Regions from separate parts of the Homo sapiens genome. Here region 1 is linked to region 2. A link is a contact called in ENCODE Hi-C or POLR2A ChIA-PET data. All regions are on one chromosome and are shown on one strand. The core of a region is the stretch at or near the end of the contact, and the rest is flanking DNA. Distances in the headings are between cores, read along the strand shown.

Region 1 (4,497 bases), core at 122-2,621, 1.5 Mb before region 2:
CCAAAGTGCTGGGATTGCATTTTTTTTTTTTTTTTTGAGACAGAGTCTCACTTGTTGCCCAGGCTGGAGTGCAGTGCAATCTCAGCTCACTGCAACCCTTGCCTCCCAGGTTCAAGCGATTCTCCTGTCTCAGCCTCCTGAGTAGCTGGGACTACAGGCATGTACCACCACACCCGGCTAATTTTTGTATTTTTAGTAGAGACAGGGTTTCGCCATGTTGGCCTGGCTGGTCTCGAACTCCTGACCTCATGTGATCCACCCACCTTGGCCTCCCAAAGTCATTTTCGTATTTTTATTAGAAACGAGGTTTCACCATTTTGGCCAGGCTGGTCTTGAACTCCTAGCCTCAAGTGATCCGCCCGCCTCGCCTCCCAAAGTGCTAGAATCACAGGTGTGAGCCATGCACCTGACCCAGAAATTTATTTTAAACAGATAATATATACATATGGCAAATAGAAAGTTAAAAGAGAACAAAGAACCAAAGTTCACAATGAAAAGTAAGCCTGCATGCCTACCCTACCTTTTCTTCAGGTATTCAATGCACAAGCATACGATGCATAGATAGCTCTATTATTTTTCCAATTTTACACATGAAGAAGCAGAAGCACTGAAAGGTTATAGAACTTAGACTGTGCTAAGATTTATCAGTCAGGAGTTTTGTTTCATTTGTGTATATCAGGGCTTCACAACCTTTACGCTATTCGGCATTTTTTGCAGGGTTTTTTTTGGGGGGGTAGTGGCAGGGCTGGGGGTGGAAAGGGTGTCCTATGCACCGCAGAATGTTTAGCAGCATTCCAGGCCTCTACTCACTAGATGCCAGTATCGCCTCTCCACTTCCCCAGTTATGACAACCAAAAATGTCTTCAGAGATTGCCAAATGTCGTGGTGGTGGAGGGATGTCAGGGCAAAATCCCTGATAAATGGAGAGAATGTGGTATATCCACAAAAACTCCCTCCAAAACCACTGGTGTGTATGACTATACATCAGACCACCCCTTTCTTTTTTCTGTGTTTTACACAAACAGTAGCACGAATACACCCCGCTGCGGGTCTACTTTTCTTTTCTTACACCACTTTTTGGTGATCATTCCACTTCATTGCTTACAGGCAGAAAGGAACTTCTCTTAAACAGAACTGACCGGGAGAAGTGGTGAGCTGCCCGTCCTAGGGGTAAGCCAGCGAGCAGACAGGGGCTTCCAGGGCGGCGGGGCGGGGTTCCCGGGGCGAGCCTCCGGGAAACTTCCCGACCAGCCTCTGCTCACCTCGCGGTCCCGAGGCGCAGTGGAGGGGATGGGGCGGGGCGGGGCGGGGCCGCGTATCGGGCCCGCCCCCGTACGTCACGTCGCCGCGGCCCCGCCCCCGCGCGGGCACCTCCCCCTTCCCCGGCTGGGGCGGCTGGAGAGCCGGGAGTCGCTGGGTGCGTGGGGCTGCCTCGCCGCGTCTCGCCACGGTAGGTGGCCCTGGGGCGGCAGGGGGTGGCCTCGGGTTGCAACCGGGGGCGCGGGCTGGGGGCCGTGCGGGTCGGCCTCGGGCGCCTGGCAGCCCTCCGTCCTGGCGGCTGCCTCCGGGCCCGGCGCGACTGCTCGGGCTCCGGGGCTGGGAGCTGGGATCTGGGAGGCAGGCAGGCGGCGCGGGCGCGCGGTTCTGGGATCCGCACCCGCTCGGCGTCCCGAGCGCTTTCCGCGGGGTGCGGCATCCACCGGGCCCCCGTTACCACGCTTCCCGCTTCGGACCCAGCGCCTGGGAGACGCTCAGCGTCTGTTGGCGGGGGGACTGGGGGGGAGGGCGGCGCGTCCCCGCCTCCGGAGTCCCCAACCTCGCCCAGGCGCGCGGGGACCCCCAGGCGGGCGCCAGGGCGCGTGGAAGTTAACTTGCAGCAGCCGTGGAGTTGCGAGGAGCGTCAGAAGTGGAGGCGTTGGGGGCGGAAATCGTCGGCTGGGGAGGTGGGCGCTGGGAGCACTGGGTTGGGGAGCCCTAGTGAACTTGGAGGTCACTGGTGAGGAGTGGAGAGGAATTTGACCCGAGGATCCCACCCCAACCCCCAACCTCCCTCCGTAAACTCCGCTTCTCGGTGTGAGCTGGATGGGAGGTGCCCGGAAAGCCGGGACTGGGACTGGTAGCAGGGGACTGGGAGCATGGGCTCAGAGGCTGAGCACGCCTGACCTGGCAGAGTCGTTGTTAGATGGGACAGAGGTCGAGGTCTGGCATTCCCACTCAAAGGCCCGTTCCCTAGGGAAGGAACCATCCACCTCAGCAGAGTCATTAGAAAGAACCGTGCCTAACCTCTTGCCCCCTTCCCCTTTTACAGATGGGGAGACTGAGGCTTGGAGAGGTCACCTGCCCGTGACCCTAGGATTCACAGCTAGGATGTGGCAGAGCTGAAACTCACTCACAGGCCTCCTGACTTAATGTCCTTGGGGATGTTGAGGAGGCGGGCTGTTGAACTCCTACTTATCCTACAGAAGCCCCCTCAAGCAGCACCTCCTCCGGGAAGCCTTCCCTGGCATTCTCCTGGTATTGTTGGGTGCTTCCTGTTTTGAACCCCACAGAGTTAGCCAGCCCTTTTTCTCACTTCCCAACAGACATTCCCTTGCATGTCTGTCTGCCAGACTGGGCTGTGGGTGGACACCTCTCCCTAGCCTCCATGTGATAACCCTTTCATCTCAGCAGGGTGGTCTGCTGGCGAGGGTAGGCTTCTGGATTTGAACAGATCTGTGACACACCGGATTTAGTAGTGATGTGGCCCGGGCGACGCATTTTCCTTCCGATCTAGTCTCAGTTTCCATAACTGTAAAGCTGGGTTTATTTCATTGTCCTAAAGGAACTGTTGGGTCATTTCTGAATCCCCCCACCCCACTGAACCCCAATTGTACTGTTGTTTACTTAATATACATCTTTGTATCACCTGATTTTTAAAAATCTCATGCAAACTTTTTTTATAACAGCTTTGTTGAGATACAGTTCACATGCCGTACAATTCACCCTTTTAAAGTATATGTTTCCGTAATTTTTAGGATGTTCAGAGTTGCATAGTCATCACCACTGTCTAATTTTAGAACATTTTTATCATGCCCAAAAGAAAGGCTGTTTCATGGTCACTCCCCAATCCTTTCTTCCCCTATCCCTTGGCAACCACTTACTGACTCTCAAATTCTCTATGAATTTGCCTGTGCTGGACATTTCATATAAATGCAGTCATATACTATGTGGCCTTTGGTATCTGATGCTTTTCACTTCAGAGAATGTTTCTAAGGTTCAGCCCCTTGCAGCCTGTATCAGTACTTCATTCCTTTTTTTTTTTTTAAGTACTTCGTTCCTTTTTATGGCTGCATAATATTCTATTATGTGGATATACCACATTCTATCCATTTGTCAGCTGATGGATGTTTGGGTTGTTTCTAACTTTTGACTATTATGAATAATACTGCTATGAACATTCATGTACAGGTCTTTGGACATACATTTTCAGTTCTCTCAGGTATATTTCTAGGAGTGGAATGATTGGGTCGTAAGGTAACTTTAGGTTTCACCTTTAAATATTTTTTTAATTTATTTTATTATTTATTTATTTTGTAGAGATAGGGGTCCCACTATGTTGCCCAGGCTGGTCTTGAACTCCTGGTCTCAAGCGATCCTCCTACCTCAGGCTCCCAAAGTGCTGGGATTATAGGTGTGAGCCACTGCACCCAGGTTTAACCTGTTGAGGACCTGCCAGACTATTTTTCCAGAACAGCTGTACCATTTTATATTCCTACCACCAGTGTATGAGGGTTCCAATAATCTTAAATACATTTAGTGTTCTCTGAAGCAGTCATAACCCTTGAAATCACTGGCTTTGATGTGTTAGTTGTAAACTATTTTCAGGCCGGGCACGGAGGCTCACACCTGTAATCCCAGCACTTTGGGAGCTAAGGTGGGCAGGTCACCTGAGGTCAGGAGTTCGAGACCAGCCTATCCAATATGGTGAAACCCCGTCTCTACTAAAAATACAAAAATTAGCCAGGTGTGGTGGTGCGTGCCTGTAACCCCAGCTACTTGGGAGGCTGAGGCAGGGGAATCGCTTGAACCCAGGAGGCAGAGGTTGCAGTAAGCCAAGATCAATCACACCACTGCACTCCGGTCTAAGTGACAGAGCAAGACTCTGTGAAAATACCGAAGCAAGGAGAGGCAGTGTAGGACCCAGTGGCTTACAGAGCCCACCCCAGGAGCTGGCACACAGTATTAGGAGGGGGTGAAAGGAAGGTGGAAGCTGCTCGGATCTTCCCATCCCGGGCCAGCCTGGAGCCCCCTTGCCAGCTGAGGCTTTGTGGAGGCCAGGGAGACCCTCCATGGCTCTCCTAGACCATAACTGAAGGGGAAGACTTGTCCCTTGACCCCAAAATTAAGTCTGGTCCTGCCCACACCCTATCTGGAACCCCCCACGCTACTCTGAAGGTGACTTCTCTGGGTGGCCACCGGAGTGTCCTATGTGAGTTGCTGCTTATTTCAAGAGGGGCC
Region 2 (3,994 bases), core at 1,320-3,819:
GTTGCTATCAATATTTCTACTCTATAGATGGCAAAACTGAGTTTCTGGGAGGGCTAAGAGATTTGCTCGAGGCCCCATGCTCTATTAATAAGTGGCCCAGTAGGGAATAGAAGCCAGGAGAGACTGACTCCAAGCCCGTTTTTGCCTCCATGACTGGGTCTAAAAAGGCGCCCACAGCTCAAGTCAGATGAAAATCTCTCATGATGCAAACTGTTCCATGGCCCAAACCTCAGGCCCAACTCAAACAGCACAAAAATAGTCAGTTCTTCTATTTCAGCCACAGACATTGCTGAGACAAAGCCAAACCAGACCCTTGGCACAAACTGAAGCCACTATGATCTGAGATTCAGAAGCTGGTAACAGTAATTGCTTACGGTGTGCGTATGGAGTGCCAGGCACTACGATAAGGCCATTTGTCCCCACAATAGCTTTCAACATGTCAGGTCAACAGGGTGGTCCATCAGCCCACATCTATTTTTATTTTTTACTTCTTTTTGAGACAGGGTCTTGCTCTGTCTCCCAGGCTGGGAAGCAGTGGTACAATCCTAGCTTACTGCAGCCTCGAACTCTTGGGCTCAGGTGATCCTTCTGCCTCAGCCTGCTGAGTATTTGAGATTATAGGCGTACACCATTATACTTGGCTATTCAAAAAAAAATTCTTTTGTAGAGACTGAGTATTGCTGTGTTACCCAAGCTGGTCTCAAATTCCTGGGCTCAAGCAATCCTCCCGCTTTGATCTCACAGAGTCTTGGGATTACAGGCGTGAACCACTGCACCTGGCCAGCCCACATCTATTAAGCACCTATTATGTGCCAGGCACTGGGCCAAGGGCTGAGAGTTCAGTGGTAAACACACAAGCAACCTCCCTGCCTGACAGAGACTGCATGTAGTCATCAAATTAGCTTTGGAGTCAGATTTCCAAGTTCAAATCCCAGCTCTGCCCCTGGCCAGCTGTTGCATATCTGGTGGTTACTCAGCCTCTCAGAATCTCAGTTTTCTCTTCGGTAAAATAATAATAAAATCCACCCCTCAGGGCTATTTGTGAGGATTAATCAAGATCCCACACACTGAGGCACTTAGCGTCAAAGAGGATAATATCTTTTGCTGTTTCATGACTATTATTATTACTACTGTCACCTAGAGGTGATTACACGCTGAGTGAGGGCCACAGCCAAATGAACAAGTAGCAAGAGGGTCTGGGGAGAAAACAGTGGAACTAACCACATTTAGATTTTTTCCATTCAAAAATCTGGTCACAGAGTCAAACGTGGGGACATGAAGCTTAGAAACACAATGAAAACCACAGTGATTTCCCATCTCCAGGGAGACCAAGGCATGGAACACGGACCCTGCAGGAGGATCTTAAAAGGGCAGGTGAGGGATCTGCACCTTCCCCAAGAAGCTATCAGAAGCCCCAGCTGGGGTGTCACGCCCCACGGGCCACTCAGCAGTTCCTCACTACACTGAAAGCAGCCACCTCTGCCATGGGAGGCTGGAGTAGAGGAAGCCTGCGAGAGTCAGCCTCACAGACCCTGGGCGGGGCTGGAGAGGCAGCTGGGAAGAGCATGGGACAGGAGGTGGGGGTCCCTGCCATTATATCAGAGCCCTCCCCAGCTCCCAACAAACACCATCTCCATATTAAATGCCCACTCTAAGTCCAGCCCTGTGCCAAGGACACTAATGCCCCTTATTCTTAGCTAATCCTCAGCACAGTTCCTCCAAGGTGGGGCTGACCACTGCCACTTATAGAGAGGGAAACTGATGCCCACAGCCATGATGTGATTTACCAAAAGCCACACACCCAGTAGAGACAGGGCCAGGATTCTAGGCCAGGGTTCTCCCTCCAGAGCCCCGCCTCGCCTAGTGCCACATTCTTCTGTCATCCTCCTCGTTGCAAAGCTTGATATGCATAGAAAGCTTTCCTGTAGGCTGGGAAGTTGCTTCAACACCATGGGCCTCAGTTTCCCCATCTGAGAAACCAGAAGATCAGACTCCACGAAGTAGTAAAAATAATAGAGGGAGAGCTGGGTTCAAATACAGGCTCTAGCACTTCCTAGCCGGGGACCTTGGAGGAGATACCTAGCCTTTCAAGGCCTCAGTTTCCCTAATTGCAAAATGCAGGTAATAATGAGATCAACCCATTGGGGTTCTTATAAGGATATAATGAGACCCCTCTGAAAGGCGTTTAGTACAGGCTCAGGATTTTGTGAGCACTCAGTAGGAGTGGTGGTGGTGATGGTGACTTTTATCATCATATGACTATTGCTTATATCACTAATTACTACTGCTGTAATTGATAACCCCAAGAGAGCAGCTTGATGCCCCTAGCAAGGCCACAGGCCTTGGGACCGTCTGGCGAGGTTATCTCAGCAACAAAGGAGATTAAATAACTCACAACAGCCACACCAGAGGCTGTAGCCCTCAGCTATTCTTACTAATAGTTTGAAAGAGAAACTTAATCTCTCTCCCCATGCCCCAACTGTTGCTGGACCAGCACCAAGCTTGATGGTGATAGTGGTTTCTCCCCCCAGAAGAGAAGTGCAGCTATGAGAAGGACTCAGGCTGCCAACAGGAAGCTAAAAACATCCCACCACCAAGTGACAACTTTGCAGAAAACCTGTTGCAGCCCACGCTTGGCCCCACTTCTAAGAAGCTGACACAGGAGACAGCTCGAAATGTGAATCAAGATTTAAGGCGGGGAACAATTATGCATACAATAAACACCTGGGAATAACCTAAGTTTCCAACCACAAAGAATTGGCTACTAGATTCACCAATCCCTCTTCTGGGTATATATCCAAAGTAAATGAAACCAGTACCCCATAAACCAAGGCTGACAACAGGTAGGAATATTAAGCAGCTATTAAATATCATGGTTACAAACTTTTTAAATAACATGGCAGATTTTTTTATGCTGCCAGTGGACACACAAAAAGATAAGGACTGACAGGCTGGGTGCAGTGGCTCACGCCTGTAATCCCAGCATTTTGGGAGGCCAAGGCGGGTGGATCACCTGAGGTCAGGAGTTCGAGACGAGCCTGGCTAACACAGTGAAACCCCATCTCTACTAAAAATACAAAAATTAGCCGGGCATGGTGGCAGGCGCCTGTAATCCCAGCTACTCGGGAGGCTGAGGCAGGAGAATCGCTTGAACCCGGGAGGAGGAGGTTGCAGTGAGTCGAGATCGCGCCACTGCACTCCAGCCTGGGAACAAGAGTGAGACTTTGTCTCAAAAAAAAAAAAAAAGATGCGCACTGATGACTGGGTGCAGTGCTCACGCCTGTAATCCTGGCACTTTGGGAGATAGAGACCATCCTGGCTAACACGGTGAAACCCCATCTCTACTAAAAATAAAAATACAAAAAATTAGCTGGGTGTGGTAGCACGTGCCTGTAGTCCCAGCTACTTGGGAGGCTGAGGCAGGAGAATCGCTTGAACCCAGGAGGCAGAGGTTGCAGTGAGCCGAGATCACGCCACTGCACTCCAGCCTGGGTGACAGAGACTCCATCTCAAAAAAAAAAAGATGCGCACTGATTCACTCATTCAGCTGGCAGTGATGAGGCCCTACTAGGGATGAAACTAAAAGCGAAAAAATACAATGTGGGACCCTGAACTAGATCCTGGAACCAAAAAAGAACATTCGTGACAAAACTGGTGAAAGTAGAATAAGACAAGGTTTCTCAGCCTTGTCACAATTGACACTTTGGCCAGGATCATTCTTGGTGCTGTCGAGGGGAGGGGAGGGAAGGACCTGTCCTGTGCGTTATAGGATGTAAAGCAGCATCCTTGGTGTCTACCCACCATATGCCAGTAGCACCCCTGTCCTCAGCTGTGACAATCAAACATGTCTCCAGACATTGCCAAATGTCCCTTGCAGGGGAAAATCACCCCCACTGGAATTTAGTCTGGAGTTTAGTTCACAGTAATGCACCAATGTTAACTTCTTTCTTTTGATAACTGAACCATGGTTATAGTAACATGCTAACATTAGGGG

Evidence for each region. A loop is a pair of places that touch in the nucleus more often than their neighbours do. ChIA-PET counts read pairs that join two places held with the same protein, here RNA polymerase II (POLR2A). Pooled maps may share reads with other maps.
Region 1: a loop to region 2 is called in a pooled map, with 7 times the contacts of the local background. The contact joins the promoter of TPST2 here to the enhancer-like site in region 2. A Hi-C loop is called at or near these places in 1 of 168 maps with a recorded cell type or tissue (CD8-positive, alpha-beta T cell) and 5 of 50 pooled maps. POLR2A ChIA-PET finds 5 or more read pairs at or near these places in 1 of 52 experiments (activated CD4-positive, alpha-beta T cell).

What each region holds. Positions count from the first base shown.
Region 1 is chr22:26,587,006-26,591,502 of GRCh38, reverse strand. It overlaps TPST2 (tyrosylprotein sulfotransferase 2), which reads left to right and starts at 1,371. Exons shown (of 7, transcript NM_003595.5): 1 at 1,371-1,450. It also overlaps a transcript of CRYBA4 not described here. RefSeq lists enhancers at 1,017-1,156, 1,673-2,173 and silencers at 1,267-1,636, 1,647-1,826.
Region 2 is chr22:25,075,031-25,079,024 of GRCh38, reverse strand. All of the region lies in intron 6 of KIAA1671, which reads right to left. Among named protein-coding and RNA genes, the nearest start is that of KIAA1671-AS1, 36 kb to the left of the region's middle. Within about 2 kb of position 2,569, at least 2 of the 41 ENCODE cell types and tissues checked have a DNase peak (open chromatin) inside an H3K27ac peak, as active enhancers do; they include CD8-positive, alpha-beta T cell, where a contact is called at or near this core.